Regions from separate parts of the Homo sapiens genome. Here region 2 is linked to region 1. A link is a loop called in an ENCODE intact Hi-C map of the cell type or tissue named here. Cell type or tissue: endothelial cell of umbilical vein. All regions are shown on one strand. Each heading gives the region's core, and the rest is flanking DNA. Links, peaks and the distances in the headings are about the cores only. Region 1 overlaps PELO-AS1 (PELO antisense RNA 1). Region 2 overlaps PELO-AS1 (PELO antisense RNA 1).

The links. Peaks named below come from ENCODE experiments on the same cell type or tissue, not always from the same donor. Only the 100,000 strongest peaks of a DNase experiment are listed, where the experiment ranks them.
Region 2: it touches region 1 in a loop (5-fold over the local background); 6 of 110 quality-filtered maps call a loop at or near these places.

Annotation. Positions count from the first base shown.
Region 1 is chr5:52,685,374-52,701,271 of GRCh38, forward strand. PELO-AS1 (PELO antisense RNA 1) reads right to left here. Exons shown (of 5, transcript NR_186455.1): 3 at 232-317. Among named protein-coding and RNA genes, the nearest start is that of ITGA1, 95 kb to the right of the region's middle. In endothelial cell of umbilical vein, for the core only: a CTCF peak has its summit at 8,113 (motif pointing right); DNase peaks (open chromatin) are centred at 5,268 and 8,128; H3K27me3 peaks cover 176 bases.
Region 2 is chr5:52,734,370-52,750,267 of GRCh38, forward strand. The region is part of intron 2 of PELO-AS1 (PELO antisense RNA 1); the gene reads right to left. Among named protein-coding and RNA genes, the nearest start is that of ITGA1, 46 kb to the right of the region's middle. In endothelial cell of umbilical vein, for the core only: no CTCF peak of the experiment used is centred there; DNase peaks (open chromatin) are centred at 8,832 and 9,822; H3K27ac peaks cover 1,534 bases.

The DNA.
Region 1 (15,898 bases), core at 5,079-13,078:
AAGTATTTACAGGACTCAGAAAAGCCACTACACTTTTGGTTACAGTTTAATACAGCAAAAGAATACAGATTAAAAGCAGTAAGAGAAAAAGGCACACAGGGTGAAGTCCAGGAGGCACCAGGCACATACTTCTATGTGTCTTTTCCCAGTGGAGTTACACAAACCTGTTTAATTATGCCAACAATAATGTGTAATGACACGTGTGAGGTGTTGTCAGTCAGGAAAGCTCACCTGAGTCTTGTGTCCAAGGTGTTTATTGGGGGTCAGTGATGTAGGCATGTAGTCACATAAGCACCTCAGCTACTCAGATTCCAGCCCTGCAGAGCAAAAACAGGTGCTTGACATAAACCACAGTGTTAGCATAAACTATCTGATCAAATTGTGTCCCTTGCCTCAGGCACACAAAAGCTATCAGGCAGAATATTCCAAAGATTCAGAGTTCATCTCCAAGGAGCTGTCCAAGAGCAGGTTCTGAAGACAATTCCTTTCTGAAGGTGTAAGTTTTGAGCAACTCACACCTGCAAGTTAACCCTTTCCTGCACAGATTTATAAAATTTAAAGAAAAAAATATCAGTGAAAAAAACACAAGAATAAGACACAAAGAAAATATAAATGGATAAATTGAAAGACAAATCCAAGGACGCCTCCCAGAATTCAGTACAAATTGACAAAGGTAAATACAGAGACATGTGGCCCACAAGGAAGAGCTATGAAAAGATAAAATAGACAGAATTAGAGAAAGGCTCTCATTGTGCAGAGAGATGCGAAGAACAATAATCTCAGTGTAAGGGAGAGCACCAAGTCGCCAGCAGAGTAAGAGAAGCAAATTCATATCTAGACCCATCTAAATACTCCTGCAGAATATTATGGAAGAATCTTTAAGCTTACCAGAAAGAAGAGACTCATTATCAAACGAGGCAAGATAATTAGACCTCATATTTTACATCAGTAAATGTCAGCTAAGAATAGAATTTTAGAAAAGGAGAATTTTACCCTTCAAATTATATTATTCCATTGTCTTGGGCATTCTCTGTTGGCCACTTTTAAGAGTTTCCCTGTCTGAGAAATTTATTTATCAAATCTGCAACTCAGATTCCTCACTTATCAAATGGAAGTAATAGCTGTAGCTTTATAAAATAGAATCCAGACATTTTCAAATACACATAAAGTAATTATGGTTTGGTAGGCCTTTATTAAAAGAAATGCTAAAAGAGGTGTTTCAACAAGAATTGAAACTAAAAGAAAAGAGAAGAATGTAAGAAATAAATGTATTTTCAAGCTTGTTGGTAAATATAAATAAGTATTGACTATAAAATATGTTAATGATGAAATGAGGAGGCAATGTTAAAATAAGTTGGAATTAAAATATTAGACAATAGTAATATGAGACAAATCAGACTTAAATAGTTGTAAGATGTTTATATTACATGAATATTATATAGGAGAGGAGTAAAGACACTGAATAATTTCAAACATCCTTGAGTCAAACAAATTCAAATTTAAGATAAACCAGTATTTAAAATGTTTAGTGAAATTAATAACCTCTAATCCAGTGGAAAACAGGAAAAGAGAGACAGAATAAAGAAAATTATGTCAATGAAAATGAAGCAAGAAGAGGAATAAAATAAAAAGGGAGGAGAAGGAGAAGCATCATACAATTAAGCAATTCAACAAAATATATTAAAAATGCAAATTAAGCTGCAACAAATATCTAAATATGTCAGTAACTACAAAGAATGTTAATGTATTGTCTACCCAAAAAGATAGACTATCACATCTGCTTATAAAAACAATCCAGTTATATGCTACTTATGACAGTCACATTTCCCAGTGACGTGGATTTCTGGATTTCACCTATTGTTCTAGCATACTCTTCTTTTTACTCTCAGAAGTTCTGGTTTGGATGATAAATGACACACTAAAAGAAGCACTATATAAGGAAGTTGAAAACAAATGTATGCAAAAATAGATTGACAAAATAGATATTTGCCAAAATAATGCTGGTATGGAAATATTAATAGCAAAAAAATGGAATTTAAGATTAAAATTATTCATAAAGATAGAGGAACATTTCGTTAAGCTAAAAGGAACAACGCACCAAGGAGATTAAGCAACCATTAGTTTGTAAGCCTTCTACAACTTAACCCTAAAATGCTGAACGCAAAAAACAACAGAAGTGCAAATAAATAAGCAAACTTATAATAATGGGAGATTTGAGTAGTCCTCTCTGAGAAACCAATGGATACATTTTTTAAAGTAATAAAGATAAAGATATTTGAACAACACTCTTATAAACTTAATTTTTATAGAAAATGTACACTATTGGCCAGGTGTGGTGCCTTACACCTGTAATCCTAGCACTTTGCCTGAGCTCAGGAGTTTGGCACCAGCCTGGGCAACGTGTTGACACAGTCTATTACCATGAACTGCATAATTTTCTAAAATTATTAGCCTTTCCCGGTAAAGACCTCAATAAGGTATTGTACAATCTTCCCTAAACTTGTACAGCATTAGCATTCTTGGGAAATTGGGTGCACACTATAAAATTTTATTTCTTAGCATAAATCAGTGGTTCTCAAATGTTAGTGTGCAACAAGGAGCTTGATAAAACACAGATTGCTTGGTTGGTCTCACCCATGAGTTTTTGATTCAGTACATCTGGAGCAGAGCCCAAAAATCTGCATGTAAAATAAGTTATCAGTTGATGCTGATGCTGATGGTCTGAAGGCCACAATTAAGAACCCCTACATAGAAAATTTTAATGTATGCTTTTCACATACATGAATGCTTTATGGTTCATTTGGAGGACATGAAAAACATTCTCAGTTTTGCAGGACTCCCCCATTGTTGCATGAAGTCTATCATCCCTAGCACCATTCCCTAAATGCCAGGGTGGTTAGCTTTCTCACATAGTAGTTCAGTACTCCAAGCACGGGTGTTCTAAGAGAGAGGAATGGAAGCTATCAGTCTCCTACATCCTAAGCCGGAACCTGTGGAGTCAAAGATGCTGGCAAGATTCAAGAGGAGAAGTCGATCCCACCCCTCCATGGAAATAGCAGAAAATAAATTGCACTCATCTTTAATCTACCACAATCTACCCTCTCACCACAAATTATTCATATTTTCCCATATGCAACATTAATTAACTGCCCCTTCTAAAATCCCCACTCCTCAAGTCTAAAATCTTGTCTCCATCAGGTCCGGGTGCAGAGGAAACTCCTTAGATAAAGTTTCTCAAGTACAGCTTTCCGAGTACTATTCCTCTCTATGTGAAATCTGCCCGTCACCCACACCTATCATATGATGTTGGGACAGAGGTAAGATAACGTCAAGATATTACCAATCTGAAAGGAGAGAATAGAAGGCACACTGCAGTCACTGGTTCATAGCAATTCTGAAATCCATTGAACACATATTGCTAGTGTACTATGGACTGAATTGTGTCCCCTGTGAAATTAGGATGTTGAAGCCCTAACCCCTAAAGTGATATGTATTTGGAAATGGGCCTTTGTTAGACAATTAGGTCATGAGGGTGAATCCCTCATCATGCCACTAGCGCCTTTATAAGAAGAGACATGAGAGAGATCTCATTCTCTGTGTCTCCTCCATCTCCACCATGTGAGGACATAGCCAAAAGAGGGCCATCTGTAAGCCAGGAAAAGCACACAGCTGAACTGGCCAGTACCTTGTAGCTGTAAGTACCATTGTTAAGGCCTCAGAGGCCATAGATTAGATCAGTGCCTTGAAACCATTTCTTACTTTGATAATATTTTGTTGGAAGAGACTAGGATGAGAAATACCTTTCTTAAAAAAAAAAAAAAACTGACTGTCCTGAATCCTCTACATATCCTTTAAATTCCCCTCAAAGTTTTAACAGTTCTATTTCTCTCATATGGCTCTTTTCCCTATCTTTCATATACAGCTAAAATAAACAATAGGCACTTTTGACATCCCACATCAACACTTTATGTGATCCACCAGTTTATTAGATACAATTTTTACTTGCCATGACTGCAAACAACAACTTCACTAAACGTTCTGCCACTACCATCACAACAGACATCTGTCTCCAGCTTCCAATAACATTTTCTCCACTGTCCTTGAATCCCTCATCAACAGCCTCCTAAAAGTCCCTTCCATTTTAACAAATAGCCTTCTTGGGGCCTTTCCAGTTTCTACTCACTGCCTTGTCATAAAACCAATAATCCATGAATTTTAGGTTTTTATTACAGTATCACCAGGTGTTGAGTACCAAAATGTGGGCGCGTTATCTTTGCCAGATAGCAAACCAACCCCAAATGTTAGTGGTTCCTTCACATACCTATAACCTTGGCAAGGACAGCCAGAAACTGAGCTCCTTTGGGCCTCTCTTCCCATACATTCTCCGAGTCTTCCCACTGGTCTCGCCAGACCCCATGTATGTCGAATCAGGGTTCCCCAAGTGAGTGCTCCAAGAAAGAAGGGAAAGCCAGTAGTCTTATAAGACCGAGGCCCAGAAACCAGTACAATATCTGTTCTGTCAAGCACTTGTAAGGCTCACCCAGATTCAAAGGAGAGAAATAGGGCTCACCTTTCTTTTTGTGTGTGTGTGTGAGACAAGGTCTCATCCTGTTGCCCAGGCTGGAGTGCCGTGGCATGGTGTGATCGTGGCTCACTGCAGCCTCGATTTCCTGGGTTCAGATGTTCTTCCCAACTCAGCCTCCCGAGTAGCTGGGACAATAGGCACAGCCTGGTTAATTTTTTGTATTTTTAGTAGAGACAAGGTTTCACCACGTTGCGCAGGCTGTTGTCTAATTCCTGGGCTCAAGTGATCCTCCCTCTTCGGCCTCCCAAAGTGCTGGGATTACAGCCATGACCCTCTGCCCCAGGCTGGCCTCATCTTTCAATGGAAAAAGTAGCAAAGAATTTGTGTCTGTACCACACCTCCCATCACTAAGACAAACAAAATGCCTTGCCAATTTCAAAACTGCCTCCCAGGGAAGGGAGCACACCCATCAACCTGATTTCAGGAGAATTAGCATTCCCAAGGACCTGAGGTCTTACATTTCCTTTCTGTGAAGGAGCTGTTATCTCTGGGGAAGTGACCACACCCACAATCAGTCCTAGGGTCCTGCTAGGGATACTTCTACAGGGGAGAAAGGATTTTGCAAGACTAACAAGTGCTCTTTTCCTCAGGGTTAATTTTTACTGTTCTTGAGGTATTCGAAGGCAAAAGCTGAAGTGCTTCTATGTTGGCTGACAAATACATTCCTGGCTTATCTCAAGGGAATTCCCAAAGTGAATTTCCTATTTATAAGCTGAATGTCTAGTCCTATAAATCTTCCTATATTTCTCAGGAAAAAGGTAGGGGGCAGGCTGCTCCGAGCTCTGGGTGGTCTACTATAAACTTCCTTACAGAGGTTATGCTTAAATGTTCTTCTTCTTCTGCTCAGCTGGAGTTAGTTGCCTGAGCAATGCTAGGACAAGACAAAATTATTAAAAGCTTCCAGGGATTTAGACAAAAAGAAAGGTGCTGAGGTCCTAAGCTTCTGAGGAGCCATATCTAATGCCACAGCCCAGGATTGGAGATAATCGGCCATCCTTGCTTGTTGATGGAAAAGAAAAAAAATACTGAAGAAGATTCTTTAGGTATTCCTGTATGAAGTCTCCTTTAGCAGAAGTCTTTCAAAACTTCTGCTAAAATACAGACTTTATAACCTACATTTCAGTTGTGTTAACTTTTCCTGAAACTAAGTGTGACCACAGACATTCGTGTAAAGCCAGAAACTTCAGAATTTGGGAGTGTCCCAAATGCAGTACCCTTTTCAAAATGCATGTGACAAAACACCTTTCTTCCCTGAGCTATGAGCTGGAAGAATTTTCTCAGCCTTCATGTAGGTGAGTAAGCTCTTTTCATTTTTTGGTTGTACCTCTTTTACTACTTAGAATTTCATTGTTGTGTCCAGTGAGCTATGATTAAATATTGAGGTCAGCTGCCCTCTGCAGACTGGGGTCACTAAGTTAAATCCTGTCCACTTGCTGGAAATGTGCGAAGTTTCCACTCCAGTTACATATAGCTTCTGTTTGTGACTAGTAAGCACTGAATAAATATTTCTAAGCTGCTTACTAATCCAGAATTGCATGTTTTTCTGCAGATCTATTTCTTCTTTTCCAGGCCTACTAATTCCACATTAGTGTCTCAGTCAACATATTTCAAGCCATCTCGAATCTAATCGCCCCTTGGTGATTCAGGGGACTGAGACACAGGGAGAATGGAAGGTATTGATATTTTGTATCCCTTTGTGTCAGGTCTTCCTTTTCACATTCAGAAGGACGCAGCTGAATCCTGAGTGTGGTCTACAAAAACACACAGACGAAAACAATTAGCAATTTTAAGTCAGTTAGAGGTGCAAAGAGAAGTTGTCTATTTGTTTCTTTAACAAAGAAAAACCTTTGGTTTTCTCTCCTAAGCCCTTAATCATGCTCTAGGCTCTCCCAAGCACCAGGTTGTCACTCATGAACACAAACTACAATGACTGATTTTCTTAGACTTGTTTGGTTCTTGTAAAGTAGCCAATAAACTAATTGCATGAAAAATGACATGTTAAATTATCTCTACTTTTTTGGAAAAACAGCAGATTGATTTTTTTTTTTTAAGCCAAGCAGAGATGAGGCATTTTCTAGAAAGGCACAAGTTTTAATTATAAATTAATGCACAGGAATTTTATCTGTGCCAACTTGAGCTTGGAAGAAAATAGTATAGAATTACTTGTCTCTTTGTGCAGGTCATGTTACAGTGCTTCTCAAAGACTGATCCAATATTCAGTGTGTTGTACAGTAACATCTACAGTGAGAAAGGGGGAATAAAAGCTGAGCTGGTCAAATGCAGTGTCCTCTTTCATGAGGTCAGCCAATAGGAATTTTAACAGCTAATATTCTAGACAGTGGGAATGCAGTAGAGGCTTTTTCCCTTCTTTCCCAGGAGAAAAAATAAATATCAAGGCAGTCATTTTGAAATCCAGAAAAATCACACTTGGAAACACAAAATAAACTATCCTCAACCCTCAGATTCTATCATTTGATGTATTATCTCCTTGAGAGTCCAAATAAAGTGAGACATTAGCTTTACATGGTTTCATTCTGATTTCTAACAGGACCCCAATTAGAGGTAACTTGCTGTTTAGATTAAGGTTTGTTGTATAACTTTTAAAGTTCAATATCACTTATAAATAATTTCTATCCCCTTAGATTACCTTTCAGCAACCTGGCTTTTATTATCCTTTTCTCCTATTCAAGTAAGTTTTTGTGAAGTCAAACCTAGATGCTTTTCTGAATTATAGATTTCACACCTGACATACTTTGCACACATGTGTCTGTTCCCATTCTTCCTCCTTTAAAAGCCCAACTCATCCTCTTGCCTGAGGAAATAGAGCTGAAATGTAAGGATCTTCAAAACCGTTGCACAATCAACCAACTTTTCTGCACAAGCTGTGTCTACTGCCCTTGCTGCCTATTCTGTTTGGAAGCAAGAGAATAACAGAAGAAACAAGTGACCAAAGAATGAATAACATGTCCAGCCTTTTGTATTACTCCTGATATCATAATAAGACATTGTGTGTTTTATTCACATGGATCTTGGCCATATATTGAGTACAGTGAAACCTCACTGGCTTCAATGTACACTAGACCAGGCAAAGAGCAAATAGTGGCACCAAAGCCATCCCTACCGCCCATCCCATGCCCCTTCTGAGCAACACCTGAAAACCTCTGTAGCATATTCCTGTAAATTCTACCAGGTAGTTAACATCTGCTAAAAAATGTTCTCTTCTAAATTGTTGATGCTTATAGACAATTTCAGAAATTCATTTTAATAAAAGCATTCTCCCTGTAATAGTGGTACACAATTTTATGGCACTAACCAGGTACCAGGTTCTTCACATACACAAACTCATTTGAACCTCACCACATTGCTGTAAAGTAGGTATGAGTCCCCTCTCAAGTTATGGTACAAATGAGGAAATTGAGTTACACAGGTATGCAATAAACAACAGAGCTTAGGTTTGAATTCAAGATGTCTTGATTTCAGGTCCATGCTCTTAACAGCCACACTGTGCTGCCTGTCTGGCCACCAGAGGTCAGCTTCCCTGAAGGAATTAGTATTTGACTGAGGTGTGGTGCTTTCCACAGGGAAGCAGAGAAGATTTTTGGGGAATCCCATAGTGTTTTTAGCATCAGTGTTGTACACAAAAGGAGTACACTAACAACAGATGAAACAACACAAATATCTTTTGACTGAGAAAGTTATGGCTACCCAGCTCTGCTGAGGCTTATTTGTGCTAGAAAGACACATAAAACTTACCCATGAATATTGAAGATTTGAAGGCACGAAGGGGATACCCAGATAACAAAAGACCAGAGCTATACATATATGTCTTCTGCTGTTCATCAAGTTAATTCTCCAAACATTTATTAAGCATCTATTATGCATAGCATAATTAAGCATCTATTGTACATGAGACACTAGACTAACAGGGGGATGCAAAGATGAATGCCATTTGTTTGGAGGCTGGAGTGGACATGCCTCATTATTTGATTCAACTTGTAGAGCAATGGTTCTTGAATTTGCCACATATTATAAGCACCTGGGGGAGTTCCAATGAAAACTTCCGAAGGAAAACATTCCCAGACCAGTAAATTCAGAGTCTCTAGGGTAGAACCCAGGCATGAGGATTTTTTTAAAGCTCCCCAGGATTTCCAATGTGAAGCCAAGGTTGAAAATGCTGAGAACTACTGTTTAGAGTAACCCATTGTGTCAAAGCCTAAATGACCTCAGAAAAAAGTTCACTTTTGCCTTGGCATTTTCTTTCTTCTTGAACTGATAGATACTAGGCTGTAGCTTGCTTATTGCATTTTATGTAACCCACTTAGAGTGCCTTTTTCTGGAGCACTTTGCTTGCTTCTAATTCAAAACTGGCAGCAGGGGAGTGGTGTGAGGGGAGGGTGGTCACTGCCAACTGCTTTACATGTCAAACAGTGGAAGATTCCATTGGGAGGTTAGGTGGGGAGCAGCAACCTGGGCTCTGAAGAGAGATGTATCTCAATTTCTCTGCTTGACATTATTACCCTGGACAAGTCACTTAAAAGTCTTGGTTTCCATATTTGTAGAATGGGGTAAACGATGCCTGTTTGTGAGAAGTAAACTAAGTAACTTATGTGAAGTGTGTGGTACAGAGCAGATACTCCACGGAGGCATCTTCTACTTTACTATAATTATCCTGCTAATTCAAGTGAATCCTGCCCTTCTTGAGGCCTTCCTTGCCAGGTTCTTCTCATAACTGCCATGCTTCCTGGGGAATGAAGCCAAGGGGCTACTCTCCCCAACTCAGACAAAAGTCCTTGAAACTCTCCATTTCCTTTAACAGCAATTTCCCACACTGGACCGCTGAAGTCACATCTTGGCTTCATCCTAACAATTTTCAATTCTTCAGATTCTTTTGTCTCTTTCACTTTTTTTCCCCCATATCCTTAGACTTGCCATTTAAAAGTTGTCTTTGCTTCAAGATTTTTCCATACCGTTCCTCCCTGTTAGCTTCCTCTCCCTTTCTCCTTTCACTAGGCTCTCACAGACATAAAATGGACACTAAAACTCTTTTTATTCAAGTTTTTTACTTCGGCTTTTACTTTAAAGGTTAAAGCTATAAACCCAATGAATATTTCATGTGGAACACTTTTCAGCCCTCATTCGCCGAGGTGGATGCAATAACTACCAGAAAGGCTGTAATAAAGTAAAATTGATAAAGATAACCAGACAGAACATATTAAAAGACACAAATTTATGACTGCTTGATGAGGCAAAATGTTCTCGAAGAAGATTTGCAGGTTCCTTTTTCATTTCACCTTCCTTCATCTCCTTTCTCAGTGCTGTTTCGCATCATCCTTTACTCCTCCAACCTCTACTGGCTTCCTTTTTTCTTTTTAAATCTGTAAGTCCCTATTCTAAATGCTTTCTCTTTTATTGATTTTGGAATAGGCTGGAAGCCGTGATCCACTGTGTCCCTCTCAGATGTCTCCTAATATCACAACCCTGGCCGCATTTTATGCAGCAGCTCTGCTTCTTTTCATTTCTCATTTTTCCCACAATTCTAGCCTGATGACGGCTGGAAAATCCCAGTAACAGGTAACACTTGGCCTCCTTTTCATATATATAGCAGAGTCTCCTGGGGGGAGTTTAACTTAATCCTGGTGCCTTCCTCTTTTTGCCAACCCACCCATTCACCAAGGAGATGCCAGGTATAAATTTGTGAGGTGCCAGAGTGACTGACATTTAGATAGCAATGAGCTCATATTCACCATTTTAAAGAAAGCAGCATCATCAGCCTGCCTAATGCTATTTGGCCCATTAATCTTCTTGTTTCTAATTTAGCCATCTTTTCCCGTTTTCTCAGCTTCTTAATGTAGTTTGCAACCTTCCTCAGACCACTGATATCTGTGTCTGTATCCACTGTTGTTTCTGCAAAATTCGGTTTCCATCATAGCTTGTAAAGTAACATCTTCAATTCTCTTTCTCATAAAGTCAGTGAGACGTTAACCTTTCAGGTAACTGTTTTTAAATAATCTGTTTAAACTATTCTATTAATAACTTAAAGATCTTTTGAATTGTGCTCTTTTTGTTTCGGTCTTTTTCCCTTTCTTTAGAGGACTGAAGCATGCATGCCATATACACAGCCTAAAAGCAGATTATCTTTAAGGTAATGCCTTTGGATAGCTGACAGCTGCTCAAATAGGTCCTAGTTCTGGCAATGTTCTCGAAATTCTTCAAGATTATAAATCTTCACTATGTTCAATTTAAGTTGTTCTTGGGAAATTTTGGATAACACTTATCAAATATAACCTCTAAGAACCAGAGATGAATTAATCTACCCAGGCTTACTTGTCCCCAGAAATTTTATAAAATGCATTGCTCCTAGCGTACATAATACTAAATATATTCTCGATGTCTATGTGGTGCCAGAATTGTGGACAGTAGAGAGGAGCTGTAAAAGATCTCTGAACAGGAAATTCCAAGGTGTCAAGGGAAAAATTTCAGTTGGGAAATCATAACATCAACATAGTTGAATGTAGTGAAAATGCCACCTATTTTATTTTAGTCCCAAATACTAAGTAATAAAGCACAGAGCTGGACACACAATAGAATCTTTAAAGAGTATGCAATAACTTGTTTTAATTTGGACAATGATATTTCAGCTAAAATAAATATTGATGGGAAGGTTGGCATCAGTTAAGCTGTGGTCATAATATAAAAATAGAATTGATTACAAATAAAAAAAATACATTCAATGTCATCAAGTCCAGTCAGTGAAAAACCTAAACAAAATAAGAGAGCCCTTTATGCTAAAGACACAATAAGGGATAAAAACAGTGTTTCCAGGCTTGAAGAATGAAAGAGAGACAACAGAGTCTCACATGGTAAGCCCACCCCATCCTCTCCATCTCCATAGAGACTTGCTTGAAAATAACTGATCTAATTCAATATGTTTACTTATGAATGAGGGTACTAAGGCCTAAACAGTCTGTACACCTCACCCAAGGACACAGACCTTGTTAGCAGTGTAACATAAAGAAGAACTGAAGGCTTTCCATTTCTGGCCCACAGGGCTCTTAGTATATCATGTCTCCTTGTCAAAGAGACCTATTTTGGAAACCACACATTTACTACAAAAGAGGCAGTAGTGGAACATGTCAAGATTCTGCTCAAAATTGAGAAGTGTGCACTCCAAGAAAGCAAGTAGACAAGGCCCATCACTGTGTCTGCATACATCCTGTGCTTTTTGCACTCTGGCATTTGTATCCATTCTTATACACCAATAACAGACAAACAGAGAGCCAAATCATGAGTGAACTCCCATTCACAATTGCTTCAAAGAGAATAAAATACCTAGGAATCCAACTTACAAGGGACATGAAGGACCTCCTCAAGGAGAACTACAAACCACTGCTCAATTAAATAAAAGAGGATACAAACAAATGGAAGAACATTCCATGCTCATGGGTAGGAAGAATCAATATCGTGAAAATGGCCATACTGCCCAAGGTAATTTATAGATTCAATGCCATCCCCATCAAGCTACCAATGACTTTCTTCACAGAATTGGAAAAAACTACTTTAAAGTTCATATGGAACCAAAAAAGAGCCCACATCACCAAGTCAATCCTGAGCCAAAAGAACAAAGCTGGAGGCATCATGCTACCTGACTTCAAACTACACTACAAAGCTACAGTAACCAAAACAGCATGGTACTGGTACCAAACAGAGATATAGATCAATGGAACAGAACAGAGCCCTCAGAAATAACGCCGCATATCTACAACTATCTGATCTTTGACAAACCTGAGAAAAACAAGCAATGTGGAAAGGATTCCCTATTTAATAAATGGTGCTGGGAAAACTGGCTAGCCATATGTAGAAAGCTGAAACTGGATCCCTTCCTTGCACCTTATACAAAAATTAATTCAAGATGGATTAAAGACTTACATGTTAGACCTAAAACCATAAAAACCCTAGAAGAAAACCTAGGCATTACCATTCAGGACATAGGCATGGGCAAGGACTTCATGTCTAAAACATCAAAAGCAATGGCAACAAAAGCCAACATTGACAAATGGGATCTAATTAAACTAAAGAGCTTCTGCACAGCAAAAGAAACTACCATCAGAGTGAACAGGCAACCTACAAAATGGGAGAAAATTTTCGCAATCTACTCATCTGACAAAGAGCTAATATCCAGAATCTACAATGAACTCAAACAAATTTACAAGAAAAAAACAAACAACCCCATCAAAAAGTGGGCAAAGGATATGAACAGACCCTTCTCAAAAGAAGACATTTATGCAGCCAAAAGACACATGAAAAAATGCTCATCATCACTGACCATCAGAGAAATGCAAATCAAAACCACAATGAGATACCATCTCACAGCAGTTAGAATGGCGATCATTAAAAAGTCAGGAAACAACAGGTGCTGGAGAGGATGTGGAGAAATAGGAACACTTTTACACTGTTGGTGGGACTGTAAACTAGTTCAACCCTTGTGGAAGTCAGTGTGGCGATTCCTCAGGGATTTAGAACTAGAAATACCATTTGACCCAGCCATCCCATTACTGGGTATATACCCAAAGGACTATAAATCATGCTGCTATAAAGACACATGCACACGTATGTGGCACATATACACCATGGAATACTATGCAGCCATAAAAAATGATGAGTTCATGTCCTTTGTAGGGACATGGATGAAATTGGAAATCATCATTCTCAGTAAACTATCGCAAGGACACAAAACCAAACACCGCATGTTCTCACTCATAGATGGGAATTGAACAATGAGAACACATGGACACAGGAAGGGGAACATCACACTCTGGGGACTGTTGTGGGGTGGGGAGAGGGGGGAGGGATAGCATTAGGAGATATACCTAATGCTGAATGACGAGTTAATGGGTGCAGCACACCAGCATGGCACATGTATACATATGTAACTAACCTGCACATTGTGCACATGTACTCTAAAACTTAAAGTATAATAATAATAAAAATAAAAATAAAAAGAAAAAACAAATGGGCTAGACGGCAGCCTATAGCTAACTCCCTGGTTTCATATGTGTGGGAACCTGTTACTGTGGCTATAGTAACAATGATGGAATTACATAAATTTGTTATGGGACCATTCAGCTGTGTTTAAGATAGGCAAGCTTTAAAGAGCCTGAGAAAGAATATTTTCAGATATATTCTATAACAATCACTGCCCTATAGCTATGACCTAGCCAGTGGTATGAGTTCAACAAATAAACAAATTTCTATAAACTATATATTTCCTGAGAGTGAGACTTTATCCTAAAGCCTCAGGAAGACATTAACAGGACAAATCATGGAAAAAAGACTATGAAAACTTATGTGTATCATTCATAATGATTAAAAGAATGACCCAATTAATCTGAACACCACTGAATTAAAAACCTACAACATGGGCAGGGTGTGGTGGCTCACGCCTGTAATCCCAGCATTTTGGGAGGCCAAGGCGGGTGGATCACGAGGTCCAGAGTTTGAGGCCAGCCTGGCCAATATGGTGAAACCCCATCTTTACTAAGAATACAAAAAATTAGCCAAGCGTGGTGGCACATGCCTGTAATCCCAGCTCCTTGGGAGGCTGAGGCAGGAGAATGGCTTGAACCTGGGAGGTGGAGTTTGCAGTAAGCTGAGATAGCGCCACTGCAGTCCAGCCTGGGCGACAGAGCAAGGCTCCATCTCTGAAAAGAAAAAAAAAAAAAAAAACCTACGATACTTCTAATTAATGTGCATTGTCTTAGTCAGTTTGGGCTTCCATCATAAAATACCATAGACTGAGTGGTTCAAACTATAAAAATTTATTTTCTTACAGTTTTGGAGGCTGCAAGTCCAAGATCCAAGTGCCAGAAGGGTCAAGTTCTGATGAGGGCCCTTCCTGGCTTACAGATGTCTGCCTTCTTGGTGTGTGCTCACATGACACAGAGGGAGAAGGAGCTCTCTGGTGTCTTCTTCTAATCCTATGATATCAGTTGCCATCTTCATGACTTCATTTAATGAGAATTACATCTTTAAAGGCTCTATATCAAAGTATAGACACAGTGACAGCTAGGGCTTCAACATATGAAGTTTGAGGGGACATATTAATGTTTCTCACTGAATATAAAACTTGGAATAAATGTCATAACAAGCCTTTTACATGTATTACAGTTATAAATTATTTTATGTATTACATAATTATATTGAAACCCATATTATAACTATATTTACAATATGCATAATATAAGGGCAAAAGTCATTTTTCAAACATCATGTGGGAATAAACTATTTAGTACATGTGAATTTTTCAGATAAGTAAAAAGTACCATTATAAAAGTGGATGGATCTTTAATATGATAGACATTTAATAAAATTATTTGTAGCATGTTCACAAGTCTTATTTACAAGTTGTAGAGTATATTTTTAAAATAATTCAAAATTATTTTCTGACAATGCAAGGCCATAATTTGGAAGATCAAGTTTTATACTTTAACAATAAAGAATGCAAAAAGGGTGTAAAACTGTTTCCCCCTGCTGATGGAGACCCCAGATTTAAGATCTCCACACTCAAAAATAAACAAACCCAGAGAAAAACAATTCTCATACTTCAAGATAACAGACCTTCTAATGTGTTGTTCTATACTATTATTTATTGGACAACCTATTATATTCAGTTGTTATGTTTCCTTTAACATTCAATTCTGAATCAGTAGAATGTGGCCTAAGAGCCTGAAGTTTCATCCCTGGGATTAGAATATGAAACCTGTAACTTTTAAATTTGTTGCTACATTTAACTTATTTATTTGTACTTTCCAAAAGTTTTGTCTCAAGTATTAAAGTTACTGAAAGCCCAATCATATCTGAAGAGTCATTTTATTTAAAAGTAAAAGCTACTTTAAATTTAAAATATTCTTAAATTCAGTCTTTTTACTAAATGTACTGTATTCATCAGCATCAGTTGGGTTTAACTTAGCATTAAAAAAATGAATGGGAAGCATTATGTTAACATGATTATTATTATTGAAATATAATCATGTAAATAACTCAGTTCCATTGGGAGTAGACTAAGTGCTATTTTTAATGTATGTACTTCCTTTTCTCATAGACTGTACATATTTAAATGATTTAAACTAAATAAAAGCAAATGTTTTTTTATAATCACAAGAATTTAACTTAGCTTTTTCATTACAACAATGCCATTGTATATTTTTTCAATCTTTATTTTATTTTTACTGAGCTAACATGGCTTTGCTAATTCTTTTAAAGTTATTTTGATATGTTTTTATTACAATATTCAAAGCTAAGCCTTAAATTGTATTT
Region 2 (15,898 bases), core at 4,835-12,834, 49 kb after region 1:
TACTTTAATGGAGTATATGTTACCAAGTGTCTTGAAAACCAGTGGTCTAGAATTCCTTTCTAACGTACACTCCTACTTCTCTCTGATCTCCTTAGGTCATTGAAAATTCTGAAGAAATACAATAAAGTGAATTATTTTTGGAGTTTATCAACATTAAAATTATAAAAATATTAAAAGGATAAGAGGAAAAATAGAAAAGTAGAATACAGGAGATTTCTGCATAACCCCGTCTTTATTATAGAGAGCCACAAAAACCATGAAGATGTGCTTTTATGAGGTCATGTGAGAGAAGGAAGAAAAATTGTGAGAAAATTTAACATTTGCAAATTGGAAGCAGGAGCTAGAGCCCCTCTGGAGCAGTGATGTCTCTCTTCATTACCTTATCTCCCAATATGAAAGGGAGCAGAAACAAAGGCCAGGGTCTCTCCATAATCAGTAGCCAGAAAACCAGCTATAAAGGAGAAAAGATACAACTACCCTGGAGGAAGGTGTAAAAGATTTCTACTACATTGAGAGAGAAAGGTTACTGATCAGTGCACCATGGTTTACATTTTTTAAAATGTCTCAAAAGAATCAAAGAAAGCAAGGGGGAGAGTAAGGAATGCTAAAACAGAAGTCTCGTAGACAAAATACTAAAACTTAAATATATTTCGTCCTCATTTGACCTAATGAATAGTAAAATTATAAAGAGGTACTAAATAAAAGGGTGAATTAAAAAAAAACAGAAGTAAAATATAAAAGCAAAAGGCATCATTAAGTCTTTTCCTCACGATCAGTTGGCAAAAACTATAAAGAGGAAAATAGAGTCTCAGACGATGAAATGGCAAAATAATCTTCAACTTGAAACTGCAAAACTCCATTGCAGAAAGCATCTCAGATTACACTGTGCTGGTTGCCTGCAATGGTTCCAGGCTCAGATTGTCATAACGATTCATAGGAAAAGTTTGTTTCCCTTCCCCAGATCATGACCATCAAGATAATACAATGCCTTTGAGATTTTTATCAAAAGAGTGAACCACAAGAGCCACTAAACTCTCTAATTTAGAGATGAGAATGACCTGAGGAGCTTGTTAAGCATTCTGATTCACATGATCCCTCCTTGCCAGGGATGCTATTTAATTATCTGAGAAGGAGGCCCAGGGATTCGCATTTTTAACTGGTATCTAAGGTGATCCTAGAACAGGAGGCTCCTGAATCTCACCTTAAGAATCTCTGCATTCGAAGTTGCTATAGTAATCTCTTGGTTCTTCTTTTTTTTTTTAATTATTGTATTTTATTATTATTATACTTTAAGTTTTAGGGTACATGTGCACAATGTGCAGGTTAGTTACATATGTATACATGTGCCATTCTGGTGTGCTGCACCCATTAACTCGTCATTTAGCATTAGGTATATCTCTCCTAAAGCTATCCCTCCCCCCTCCCCCAACCCCACAACAGTCCCCAGTGTGTGATGTTCCCCTTCCTGTGTCCATGTGTTCTCGTTGTTCAATTCCCACCTATGAGTGAGAATATGCGGTGTTTGGTTTTTTGTTCTTGCGATAGTTTACTGAGAATGATGATTTCCAATTTCATCCATGTCCCTACAAAGGACATGAACTCATCATTTTTTATGGCTGCATAGTATTCCATGGTGTATACGTGCCACATTTTCTTAATCCAGTCTATCATTGTTGGACATTTGGGTTGGTTCCAAATCTTTGCTATTGTGAATAGTGCCGCAATAAACATACGTGTGTATGTGTCTTTATAGCAGCATGATTTATAGTACCTTGGGTATATACCCAGTAATGGGATGGCTGCGTCAAATGGTATTTCTAGTTCTAGATCCCTAAGGAATCGCCACACTGACTTCCACAAGGGTTGAACTAGTTTACAGTCCCACCAACAGTGCAAAAGTGTTCCTATTTCTCCACATCCTCTCTAGCACCTGTTGTTTCCTGACTTTTTAATGATCGCCATTCTAACTGGTGTGAGATGGTATCTCATTGTGGTTTTGATTTGCATTTCTCTGATGGCCAGTGATGATGAGCATTTTTTCATGTGTTTTTTGGCTGCATAAATGTCTTCCTTTTAGAAGTGTCTGTTCATGTCCTTCGCCCACTTTTTGATGGGGTTGTTTGTTTTTTTCTTGTAAATTTGTTTGAGTACATTGTAGATTCTGGATATTAGCCCTTTGTCAGATGAGTCAGTTGCGAAAATTTTCTCCCATTTTGTAGGTTGCCTGTTCACTCTGATGGTAGTTTCTAAGGACTTCATGTCTAAAACACCAAAAGCAATGGCAACAAAGCCAAAACTGACAAATGGGATCTAATTAAACTAAAGAGCTTCTGCACAGCAATCTCTTGGTTCTTAAGCTGCCCTGGGTAAGTTATGTTGGTGAACCTAAGGAATGTTAGTCTGTTCCCTCTAAAAAACAGTGAGCACAAGTTTAGTTGCTCCCATATTTGCGTAAAGGAAACAATTTAAGGTATTTCCCAGCAACCTGTGCAACTACTAGCAGGCCTTCTCCCTGCTAAAGCCAGATATTTTGCAAAATTTACCAGACTAGTATTTTCCAAGGTTCAAAGGAATAGTGTGCTTTGAGAGCCGTTTTCAGATTACGTCTTAAGATGCTATGAAAACAACCTATGTAAGTGTATATTTAAGTACATCGTGTTAAGGGCAAAATATGCTACTCGTTAAAGTCACCACATGAGGTTTTCAGTACCATATACTGGCTTGATTTGAATGAAAATTTCTAGAAATAGGATCTTAGAAGATTACCTTCAAATAATTAAAATTCCAAAGAAAAAAATGGACAGTCCTACATTTGTTTCAACTTTACTTGTTTCTGATGACTCTCATCTCTCTAGATTTTCTTACTGTTTTATGCCCCTGACTTTCTAGTAAGGTCTTCTGAGGTACAGTGGGCTGTTTACAGGCATTTATGTTTGTGAGAATATCAGTACATTATCAACCGCAGATCAAAACCCCCAGATAACAGTCTTGTTTTACTGACTTAAAAGGAACTTGTAATAAAAAGCCCCTTTTCAATGGGGGCCTCTGTGTGTTACTTTGTTCCCTTCATCACTGTTAAGGTATATTATTTGGCCTCAGGTTAATCTACCTTTTTAGAGACCAAAAATGACTTTCTTTACACTCTGCTGTGTTTTTTCAATTATGGGATCTTACAGTTTTCGTGTTAGCTCTCCATGTTGTACTGAATGCTCAATGACAGATATTTTCTATAAAATAAAATATAAAATATTACTAGACTAATTAGGTCTTTGTTTTGCTGTGGTCATGATGGCCTATCCAGACATTTCATTCTTGGTTTAATATCAGATGTGTTAACGCATTTCTTTTGTTGTTATTGAAACAGTGGATCACATTCAACACTTTTGGGAGAATCTGAGGTTTATATTTATATGATAATTTTGCATGTTACTTAACATCACTCTTCATTTTTCTTATGTCCTATCCGTGGTAGCTGCAGCAAGTGTTTAGCCTAGATTTTCTGAGATAGTCCTAATATTAAATATTTTTCTCTTATTTTCAGACTCTTTATTACAGTGTCAAGACAGGGATGGCAAATTTTTCTTTGGAAAATAAAATTACAAAGTCAATACATGCCTTAGAAATGACTGACCTAATTTGAGCATTTCTGGGGCAACCTTCTTCTTACTTCTTCTCCCATTCTTGGGCTCTGTTAGGATGCCGACTTGTAGAGGTTGGCATTGACCTTAATGCTCAAGGCCTTGGGAAGCTCTTGATCTGTAAATAACATCATCTGTTTCCTGCCTCTGCAAGAGGAGATTTTCTGCTGAATAGACTGTGCCTTGGTTTCAAGGCTCTCTTATCTCTTGGACAAGTGTCTGCTGCTGCTCTCCTGGTAATTTTTCTAACTGTGACCTGGAATTGAACTCTGGTTTTCATCTTTTCTCTTCTTCCTCTTACTCAGCCACAGCCTCCTGGTTTACATCATCAGGGATTTTTCCATCTCCATTACTCTGGCCCTTCTGGTTCAAGCTTTTAGCCTTAAAAACCAATAGCATCCTGACTTGTGACTCAGCTCAACCCCATCACCTGCTTTCAAATTCTCCTCCATATTAACTCCCACCTACAGACTTTCTCATGCTCTCTCTCACTACACAAAACCCATTTCCTTCCTTATATTTTCTGTTCCAATCTTTGGTTTTCTCTTCTCTGCCACTGCATCTATGTTTCTCAGATGAATTTCAGACCATTGAAGCTACAAGTAACAGAAGCAGAGATCTACTCAGAAATTAGCATTTAAAAAGAAATATATGTAATCCTGAGAAAAATGTTGATATTGAACTTTGAGAGTTCAGCTTCAAAAGATGAGTGCTACACATTAATATATTTAGCTTTTTTTCATACACAAACCAGTTTGTTTTAATTTATTCATTAGTGAAAAGAAATACCAAGGTAGTAAAAAGGCTTGTAAAGTTAATTATTCAACTGACTTGAGAGCTTTTCTAAAACCAAATTTTGCAGGCAATTTGATCTGAATACCAAGCTTGTTTGAACATATGGCCCAGTCTCAAAAAAATACACATATCATAGCCAAGAGCCTCATATGTTTTTAAACTATTAAGTGTTAGATAAACTTATTAGCCATCAATAATAACCCAGGTAGTTTCCAGCTTTTCTAATTGTGAGTACTTTCCTATGTGCATATATTGCTTATTTTATACCTTTTTATTCCCCAACAATATCTAGCCTGACCTGTAGTTCATGACAAAAACACTAATGTCAACTCCCCTTATTTCACATACCAACATGGTTTTTCAGTAGCTGTCCGTCAAAACACAAGGTGATTGTATAATAAAGATGCTATTTCCAATGAGATAAACCACTTATATCAATAAGGAAGCAAATTGCACTCAAATTAATGAAGAAAAGAAATCAATCACCTGGCCTTTTTAGTAGTCTGCAGACTATATTGGTTTCATTTGAAATATATGTTTTTGGGCTAGGGCTTTCTCTGGAAGGCTAGAGCTTTGAGGAGTTACCAATATGGTAGTTGAAGTCATGGGGTTAGATGATATTTCCAAGAGATACTCATTGTTTGGCATTAAAAGAAAAGTCAGTGTTTCGTTGGTAGGAGATAAATTTAAAACAGGTAGGATCTTTTGTAATCTCCCAAAGTCACATTACTTTATCCTAACTGAGGTCAACTCTTGAAGTTGAAATGTCTGTCTCTATGTGCAGGCCTCTGCACACACACAAGTGCACACATACTTATGCAAGTGTACATGTGTGCACAAATACACACACACATTACATCAATCATTTGAATTACTTATACACATAAAAAAGTATGGCATATTTATATAAGACTGTTGAGCAGAGAGGCAAAGTCAAGCCCTCATAAATATGGGTAGAGAAGGGTAAGCATTTGTTGAAATCCCTGTGGTAATCATGGTTGAAATGCGGGATAACAGAAGAACCCAAAATAAATAGCCTTAAATATTATGAATCTTTTTATATGCTGTGTGGATACCAAACACACACACACACACAAACACAACACAAACACACACACACACACACACACACACACACAAAGGCTCCACAACTGCGTTCTTAGCTGAACATAGATGTTTAATGGTCTTAGCCCCTAGTAAAATTGTAATATGGCTAAAATGCATCCCTGGCACTTCAGAAATACAGAGCTGAAAGTACCTAGCAGTCATTTAACCTAAATATTAATTTTACAGATAAGAAAACTAACAATCAATATGATGAAATGATATCTCAAATCTCACACAGACCATTGCTTCCTCAATCCATGCGACATTTTCCTCTTGATGACAGGAAGCAGCTGTCTTTTGGGATTTTCCCTAGGGCAAAAGCCACATCTGATTTATATATGTTCCTCTACCCCAGAGTGTTGGCTAATTTTAAAGTCCACACTTAGTTTTTGTAATGGAAAAATGCCAGCACTTTACATTTTCCTCATGGGTGTAACAGTAGCTGCCACTCATTGAGCATTAAATTGGCCAGGCCTCGTGCTAGGCACTTGATTCATTGTGTCTCATTTCATCCTTACAATAATCTTGTATATTGGATATTGTATTGTAATTTTATAAATAAGGACAATGAAGCTGAAAAAATAGAGATTATGCCTCAGACAGTATACTAGAAAGGTGATAAAATCAAGATGTAAACCCAAGTCCATCTGATTACTAAGGCTTTTCTGTGCTTCTTTCATCACTGGATTCTATTACCAGGGACCAGGGATAAAAGAAGAGCAACAGAGGGCACCCAAACAGAATCACCTCTGTAGAGTGCTCAGAAGAAACACTGTAGAAGCTCTCCTGACACAGCTACGTGGCCGGCCAGCTCTTATTTAGGAGAATGGTAGGTAATGCTGTTCCAGCACTTAGAAACACATGCTTGATGGAAAGGAGTGGGGAGACACTCCAACAAAGTCTCTCATGATATCACTGGGTTCAGTTTTACCAGAGCAGACTTCAGTGCCTGCCTACATCAAATTGACTGGTAGAACAAAATATCCTGCTACAAAATTCTAATAATTCTGAAAAAGAATAGATACCAATTTGGGATATTGCCTAATTGAAATTATTTACATATCTGAATTTAAGTATCAAACCTAATCCAGCATGGGTTTTTTTTGTAATAAATTCTCAAACTCCCAAATATTAGGAAATATTATCCACAAATTGTTGGGGACAGCTGGAAAGTAAACATTTTGGGCTTTAGCAATTTCTTTGGCATGTCCTTTCAGGAGCCTTAAGAAATGGATTGCACCTTGATAAATAAGAGGTAAATTTCACACGGAATCTGAAAAGTAACGAAGAGTAGGTGGGATCAGATCCAAGGAATTATTTGGTAGGAGTTATGGATTTCAGTTTGCCAATATGTAAAATATACCTCAGAATGTGGCCAAGGAAAAAGATAATGTTTGTCCCTCAACCTTTCCACTGAAGATCAAGAATCCAAATCCCTGTGAGAACATCATGCCAGCTGACATGCTAGATTCTGTCACTCCTTGGCTTAAAACCCTTCAGTAGTTACTCATGGTTCTTAGAATAAAATCTAAACTGTTACGTATGGATTTATGGCTCTCCCTTATTGTCTCTTCTTCTTTATTTTCAGCCACACCACTTATTCTACTCTCCAGTCATAGTTTCTTTCCTCTCCAGTTTCTGTCTCTTCTTCAAGCCTTATCTTACAATATTCCTTCTTGCTGGGACATTCTCTGCTGCAACGCTCTCCTGCCCTCCATATTCCTTCCATTACCCACACAGCCACTCCTGGCTGGTAAGCCCCATTCATCCTCCAGTTTGCACTTGGACACCACTTTTTGCAGAAGCTCTTCCCTGACTCCCCGGGTCTGGATTAAGTGCCTCCCTGTGAGGCCCTCACTTCCCTCTGTAATTATCATAGTTCACTATAACTTCTTGTTATATGGTTTCTTTTGCCAGTTAGACTGTAAGTTCCAAAATGGCAAAGACATGCTGCCAATTAGCAAATATTTTTCATGTTCACTCTATGCTAGACATTTGGGATACTGTGGCACACTAAATATAAAGTGTGCCCAACATTGCGTCTTAAAATGAGGCTTTTCCTCCCAGATGTGGTGCATTTATGATAGAAGACATGCCTAGGGATACCATGGACCTTTTTGTTCCATGCATATACATGAGGCAGGGCAATTTCTAGAGGATGGAATCACATTCTCCTGGAAGGTAGAATTAGGGTGCAACCATTGGAAATTGCCTCTGCCTGGGCTAGATAAGGCGGTGCCAAGGGTAAAATAACTTTGGTGGATTTTTGAAGTACTATGTGTCAAACCCTATGCTGAAAACAAGAAAGAGATTATTCTTGAACTGAAGCCAACATGTCTCAAAATACTCTGAGCACGAATCTTAGTGGTCTTTATGGTGACAGTGTTTGATAGTACTAACCCATTATAAGATTACTTTCCTGTATGTACTTCCTGCTAATTTATTTAACAAAAATCCTGATATGTGATATACCTGCCAAGCAATTAACGAGATTAGAAATGAAGTAGTCCAGGAATATAAACTGCAGAAGAAAGCAATTTTCACCCCAAAAGTTTACATTTGGCTGAAAAGCCACAATTTAGACCCCATCTCACTGGTCTAATAACACCTGAACTAAAGGAGGCATTTCATTTAATTATCCAAACATATTGGCATGTAAATTCAGGCTATCAGTAAAAATGAAGCGAGATGATGAACTCATCCCTTAGGACTCGTGATTTTGAACAGCTTTTCTCTTTTTAGGATAATTTGTGCTGCTTTATCATCTCAGAAAATCTTTCATTTGTCATGGATGAACTGAGATAAGGGAAGTTATTGCCACCTGGGTGCCTCTCTAATTTTCTAGTATAACAATTGGTATATATTCACCCAGTGAGCAGATTATACAATTTTACCTCTTTCCCTCAATCTAAGGGCCACTGGGAAAATGGAAAAAGTTGAGAGAAAGGGAGAGACAGGCAGAGAGAAGGTAAAAAAAAAAAAAACCCAAAAGAGTAGAATTTTATATTAGATGTTTGACATGAGATTTAATGAGTCTACCTCTGTGGTGGCTTTGTGAGAGACATCTGTTAGTCTTAAGTCCAGAAGAGATAAATTTATTATTATTAAGAGGAATTTGGGGCCTCTGAACATACATGTTAACTTCTTTTTCTTTATTAAATTACTTTAAAATTATAATGTAGAAAAAGTGGTATTGATACTGCAAAGTAGATATAGGACTGGTTACTGACTGAATAGAGCAAAGGAAGTGACTGCTGAAGTCTCCACAGGGGAAAGGCACCAAAGACCGTGAGTCATTTCCCTCTGCAGAAGCCTTGAGGGTCTCAGGGTTTAGGGCCACTAGAGATCAGGATAAGCAAGGCCCTGGGAAGGCACTTAGCTAAAAATAGAGTGATTATTCAAAGTCTGCATTATAAACTGAGGTCTTTTCAAAAAGGCAATGATTAACTCTAGGAAAAGCCAAAAGTTGTCTGAGAAATAAACTTGGAAAAGCGATGGATGTTATTTATGTAACCATAACCATGCTAACATGCTTGTTTAAAGAGAATGTGTGGTAGAGCTATGCTGGGAGGCTGAAGAAAAGGCAAGTCGGGGTGTGGTGATGGCAAGGGAATGCTGAGAAGCGCAACATTTTTCAATGACTACCAAAGGAAGCTAGTAAATCATACATAATCGTGACATATGAAGACATATCAGTAATATTATCTATAAATGTGGAGGAAATAGGGTGAAAAAGTTGAAGAGTTGAAAATGGTTGCTCTGGGGCCTAAGGCTGGAGCATTGGGTAGAGTGGGTAGGAGAAGGGACCACTGCTTTCTAACAGGGCACTTTTATCTCTATCTGATTTCTTAAACTCTGTACATGTATAAAAACAAAAACGTTTTTAATAATTAAAAAGAAGAGAAGTGGGTGGCTTAGGTTGCTGGAGTAGTGGGGATATTAGCCTGGAAGAAATTTTTGATCCCATACCTTTTATTCATTAGCTTTATATACTCAGAATTTCAGGATCTTCTGTGTCAGTAAGTAGGTGATACATACTCAAGCCTGAATTGGTTCATCACTAAAGTAATCATAGCAGTTTGCAGCAAAGAGAAGACAGCACAAAAATTCAAGCCACAAAAGGTTGCACTGTGACTCTTCTGTAAACCTCAACCCAGTGTCAGACGGCTGTTTTTTCCTTTCTTACTGCTATATTTTCAGTGCTAGCACAGTGGCTGACTCACATGGGTGCCTCAGAAGTAGTTGACAAAAATGCACAGAGATTACAGAAATGTTAGTTAAGAAAAGATTGATGAATTAATTGGCATGGATTGGGAGGAAGGAAGTTCTAAGGAAGACTCAACTTGCAAAAGGCCAAATATAACTGGGAGCTAGGCCAAATTTTATCCCTTTTAAGGAATCAAAACCAAGGTTAAGCCAGGGTCAAACCACTAATAAAGGAAAATGAGAACAAAATAAGTTCAAACTGGTATATCTGTGAATTTAATTTGCTTGCTAAGCACGTTGTGTATGAAGTGGGTGGAGTTTGTGAACTGAGGGTGTTCCGTATCTCATATATAGTCCATATCTCATATACATTATTCTAGTTGATATTTCAAAATATAGAAAAATGACAAAGTTTTCATCATTCAACTTATTTGGATGGTCAAGAAAATATAGAGACTATGTGATAAGTGACATAATCAATCAAGTTCAAAATATAATTTTGAAAAAAAGAAGTGGTCTTCTGTCTAACTAGGAATACAAATTTTATGTTTAACAGCATGCATTGTTTACTAGGTCTGCCTTAAAAAGTACCGCACACTGGTTGGCTTAAACAACAGAAATGTATTGCCCTGAAGGTTTGAAGTCTATATTAGTCCAATTTCATACTGCTATGAAGAAATACCCGAGACTGGGTAATTTATCAAGAAAAATAGGTTTAATAGACTTACAGTTCCACGTAACTGGGGAGGCCTCACAATCATGGTGGAAGGCGAAGGAGGAGCAAAGTCACTATCACAAGAACAGCACAGGAGAAACCCACCCCCGTGATTCAATTACCTCCCACTGGGTCCCTTCCACAACACATGGGGATTATGGAGCTACAATTCAAGATGAGATTTGGATGGGGACACAGCCAAACCACATCAAAGTCCAAGATCAAGGTGTTGGCAGGTTTGGTTCCTCCTGAGGTTTCTGAGAAAGAATCTGTTCCATGCCTCTCCCCTAGCATCTAGTGGCTTGCCAGAAATCTTTGGCATTCCTTGACTTATAGATGCATCACCCCATCTCTGCCTTGATGTGCACATGGTATTCTTCATGTGTGCATTTATGTATCTAAATTTCCCTTTTTGTAAGGACACTAGTCATATTGAATTAGGGGCCTACCCTAGTGTATTAGTCAGGGTTCTCTAGAGGGACAAAACTCTCTCTCTATATATATATATGGGGAGTTTATTAAGTATTAACTTACATGATCACAAGGTCCCACAATAGGCCATCTGCAAGCTGAGGAGCAAGGAGAGCCAGTCTGAGTCCCAAAACTGAAGAACTTGGAGTCCAGTGTTCAAGGACAGGAAGCATCCAGCATGGGAGATAGATGTAGGCTGGGAAGCTAGGCCAGTCTCGTCTTTTCACACTTTTTTCTACCTGTTTTATATTCTAGCCATGCTGGTAGCTGATTAGCTTGTGCCCACACAGGTTAAGGGTGGGTCTGCCTTTCTCAGCACACTGACTCAAATGTTAATCTCCTTGGCCACACCCTCATAGACACACCCAGGATCAATACTTTGCATACTTCAATCCAATCAAGTTGACATTCAGTATTAACCATTACACCTAGTCTACTATGACCTCATCATAATGAATTACATCTTCAGTGATGTTATATCCAAATAAGCTCACATTCTGAGGTACTGGGGTTAGGACTTCAACCTATAAATTTGAGGAGATACCCACTATAATGAAGAAATCATGTAGTCTAGGTTTTCTAAAACAATAATCTTAGAGATAGACAGACTATCCAAAAGGGTAGATGACTGGATAAATGGAAGTGTCTGATTCTGATTGTTAGGCTGGGTCCAGCCCAGAAGATGATGATGATGTGTGTCCTTGGGAACAAAAACTAGTAGAGTAAGTGTCTCTTATCTGGAAACAGCACTAACAGCCAGGTGAAAAAAATGCAAAATATTTGAATAAAATGAATTGGGAAAGGAATAAGGTCCAACAGCAGAGGATCCAACTGCAGATCACAAAATCAAGGAGAGCCTACAGCTGAGACACAAGACAAAATGAAAAAGCTAAAGAACTGAAGAGCTGGTGAAATGAAAACAGAATACCGAAGACTGAGCACAGAAATCAGAGAGCTATGGGGAAATACCTTAGTTCAAGCTATAACCTGCTATCATCCTTTGCATGTCTGTGGCAAGCGGTGTGAGCAGATTAGGTATATTTAAAAGTCCAGAACCAAGAAGCATAATAATTATTTTTCTGTCCAACCATAAGACTCATAATTTTCATATCAATGTGATATTTGAAGAACTTAATATCAAATTGCATCTGAAGTTAATTTTTCCCTTGAGTAATAAAAGCAACTTAGAGAGAATCATAATTTGTATGCTTTGTGCCCCAGAAAACCTCTGTGTGGCTACAAGTAGCAGGAAGCCAGACCTAACAGAGTTATGATCCTTGTCTCCAATGTCCCTCAAATTGCACCACAGTCTAAACGGCATGTACTTCTGACCCCACATGAATATCAAGTTATTACAAACTTATGTGACTTTAATGACCTTTCAAAGATAATGCAAACATGAGAACATTCCTAAGTACATGCCATGAAAACTTATATCCAAATGGATGTTGCACTTCAAAGTCACCCTGCAAAGAAGTTATTTTATTTCACAATAGTTCAACATAGTTGCAGTGCTCCTAGTTTGGAATTTATATCAGAACCAGTGTTCGAGGAGTGACTCTCATCCTACAAAGTACTTAAATAGGCCAGAAGTGTCACATTACTTTGCTTTCTTTAAATTTAATTAAATCTAACAGAATACTTACCAACATGGGCTTGTATGACAACCAATATTAGTTATTTCTGGAGGGTTCTTTCACAGTATTCTCTAATACTAATACTGACCACAAGAACATGTAGATCTTGGAAATGTTATATAGGAAAAATATGCACAGGAATCTTCGCAAAGAGTGGGATTATAAATACTCAAAACCCACTCACCACATATGTGCTGTGAAACAACCCCTCCTTCTGCTGTCAGAGAACAAACTAAAAGCTCTCCTAAGACAAAAGAACCAAAAGAGCCTGGATACTCTTTAGAAACTGGAAAGGAAAAGATAACCTTAGAACTAAGCATGCGTTAATATTTCAATACATTTTCACTATACCAATTTCCAACTACCATTAAGAAAGTAACCTCAATAAATTATACTTTACTTCTTTTAATAAGATTGTAATGACCTTTAAAAGATACCACAAACATGAGAACATTCCTAAGTCCATGCCAGGATTTCTGAATCCAATTCTGATACGAGAAGTTTAAGAAATTTCTTGACCAATAGAGGTGTCATTCATCATTGAATTTAAGTCTCAAGAGTGATTTTGTGAAATGATGGTTGTTGATTAAAGAAAAAGTTGCTTTAAAGTACTGGATGTTGTCATGAATTACTTATGAATGACTTGAATCTTTTTGATTATAAATAAAATTCATTTTCCTATCTCCTGACTTCTACCAGGAACTTCCTTTTCCTTTCACCATTTTTTTCGATCAACCCCTCAATGCCTGCCCCTCTCCTACTACTACTTCTAGATATCAGGTCTGATGATAGCAACCATTCCCAGAACAGGCAGCAGCAGGTTCTGAAGTTGGAGATGTGGACCATGGTAAAGAGAAAATAGCACAAGAGAAACTACAAAACATCGTTGAAAGTAATTAAAGACGACCTAAAAAATAGAAATAATTCTTTGTTAATGGATTGGAAGACTTTATTTTACTAAGATGGCAATATTCCCCAAATTGATCTACAAAATCAATGCAATCCTTATCAAAATTCCAACTACTTTCTTGTTCAGAAATGAACAAGCTGATCCTAAAATTCATATGGAAAGACAAGAAATTCTAAATAGAAAAACCAATCTTGGAAAAGAAAAACACAATGGGAGAAATTTTGAGAAGTTTCCTGATTTCTAAACTTGCTACAAAGCTACAGCAATCAAGACAGTGAGTGTGGTCATGGCATAAGGACATTATATAGACCAATGGAATACAATTGAGTGTTCAGAAAAAAACCCATACATTTGTGACCAGTTAATTTTCAACAAGAGTTCCAAGACCGTTCAATGAGGGAATAATAGTCTTTCTAACAAATAGTGCCAGGAGAAGTAGATATCCACATTCAAAAGAACAAAGTTGGACCTCTACTTACACAAAAACTAACTCAAAATGAATCACAAACCTAAATGTAAGAGCTAAAACTATAAAATTCTTAGAACAATACATAGTTGTAAATCTGCATGGACTTGGATTAGCAGTTTCTTAGATATGACACTAAAAGCCCCAAAACCAAAGATAAGTACATAAATTTGTCTTCATCAAAATTGGAAACTTTTGTGCTGCAATGAACACTATCAATAAAGTTAAAAGTTCTCAGGATGGAAGAAAATATTTGCAAATCATATATCTGAGAAGGATCTGGCATCTCCAATATGTAAAGAATTATTATAACTCAACAATAAAGAGACAAATAACCCAATTAAAAATGGGCAAAGCATTTCAACAGACATTTCTCCAAAGAAGATATAGAAGTGACCAATAAGTACATGAAAAGATACTCGTCTTTATTAGTCATCAGGAAAATGCAAATCAAAACCACAATGAGATAGTCTTTCACACCCACTAGGATAGCATCAAAACAGAAAATAACAAGTATTGGTGAGGATGTGGAGAAACTGGAGTCCTTATGCATGCTTGTATAAATGTAAAATTGTACAGACCCTTTAGAAAACAGTCTGGCAGTTTTTCCAAATGTTAAAGACATATTTGCCATTTAACACAGGGTCCCACTCTTATGTATGTACTCAAGAAAATTAAAAACATATTTTCACAGAAAAACATGTGCATAAACGTTCATGGCAGCATTGCTCACTACAGCCAAAAAGGAGAAACAACCCAAATGTCCATCAACTGATGAATGGATAAACAAGGTGTGGTATAACCAAACAATGTAATATTATTCAGCCATAAAAAGGAATAAAGTACTGTTTCATGCTACAGCATGGAGGAATCTTAAAAGCATTACACTAAACAAATGAAGTCAGACGCAGAAAGCCACATATTGTATAATATCACTTACATGGAAATTCCAAAATAGAAAAATCCATAAAGAAAATAGGTTAGTGGTTGCCAAAAGAGATGAGAGAAGGGGAAAATTAGGACTGGCTGCTGAAGGATAAGTGATGTTTTTGGAGTAGAATGGAAATTAGTGTTTGGAACTGGATAGAAAGATAGCAGCACAATATAGTGAACATACTAATAACTACTAGATTGTGTACTTTAAAATTATGAACTTATGATGTGAATTATATCTCAATTTAAAAAAAGAAGTAACAGTTCATTTTGTGCTCCTGCATCATAGTTATTTGCCTACATTTTAAACAATAAAATAGAAGTCATGTTGTCCATAGGACCTACATAAGAGTTACTGAAAAAAAGTTCCTATATGAGCCTGAGCCAGGTGGCTACAATGATACCTATCTGGGTGCCCAAAGACCAAATGTGGAGGAAAGAGGATATCACACTTAGTATAAATAATATAAGGAATATAAATGGAATTCAGGCACTATGTGTGTCACCCACACATGCTTTGAAATATGACCAAGAGTTGCTCTTTTGAGTTTCCCTGGGCTACTGGCTGTCTCTTTCCCTGCACCCAGTGGTTTAGATAGATGTGCATATTAAAGAGCAGCTAATTCAACTCAAGCAAAGAACAAAAGAGATTTCATGCTTAAACTTCAAAATTAACATGAGAGCAATTCTAGGAATCTGTCTCTCTACCAAACAACATCAAGAGACTAATAAGACAGAACAACTTTACTGGCTTTTACCCACACAGTTATAGACAAACTGAGAGAGAGGTACAGAGGGGTTTTGAAAACAGAATTTAGGGAGCCATAGATTGCAAAGTGCTGCCCCTTCCCATTTTTCTCTATTGCCTTTTACCGTATTTTCTCATACAATTTGGCAATGGTTTGGGCCTCTCTTAGGGAAGATTCCTCAGAAACAGACTCTGAGATGAAAATTTGCTGCAGGAATTTTACAGGTAAACACCCACGGATTAACCTCTGTGGTGATGGAGGAGGCAGGTAA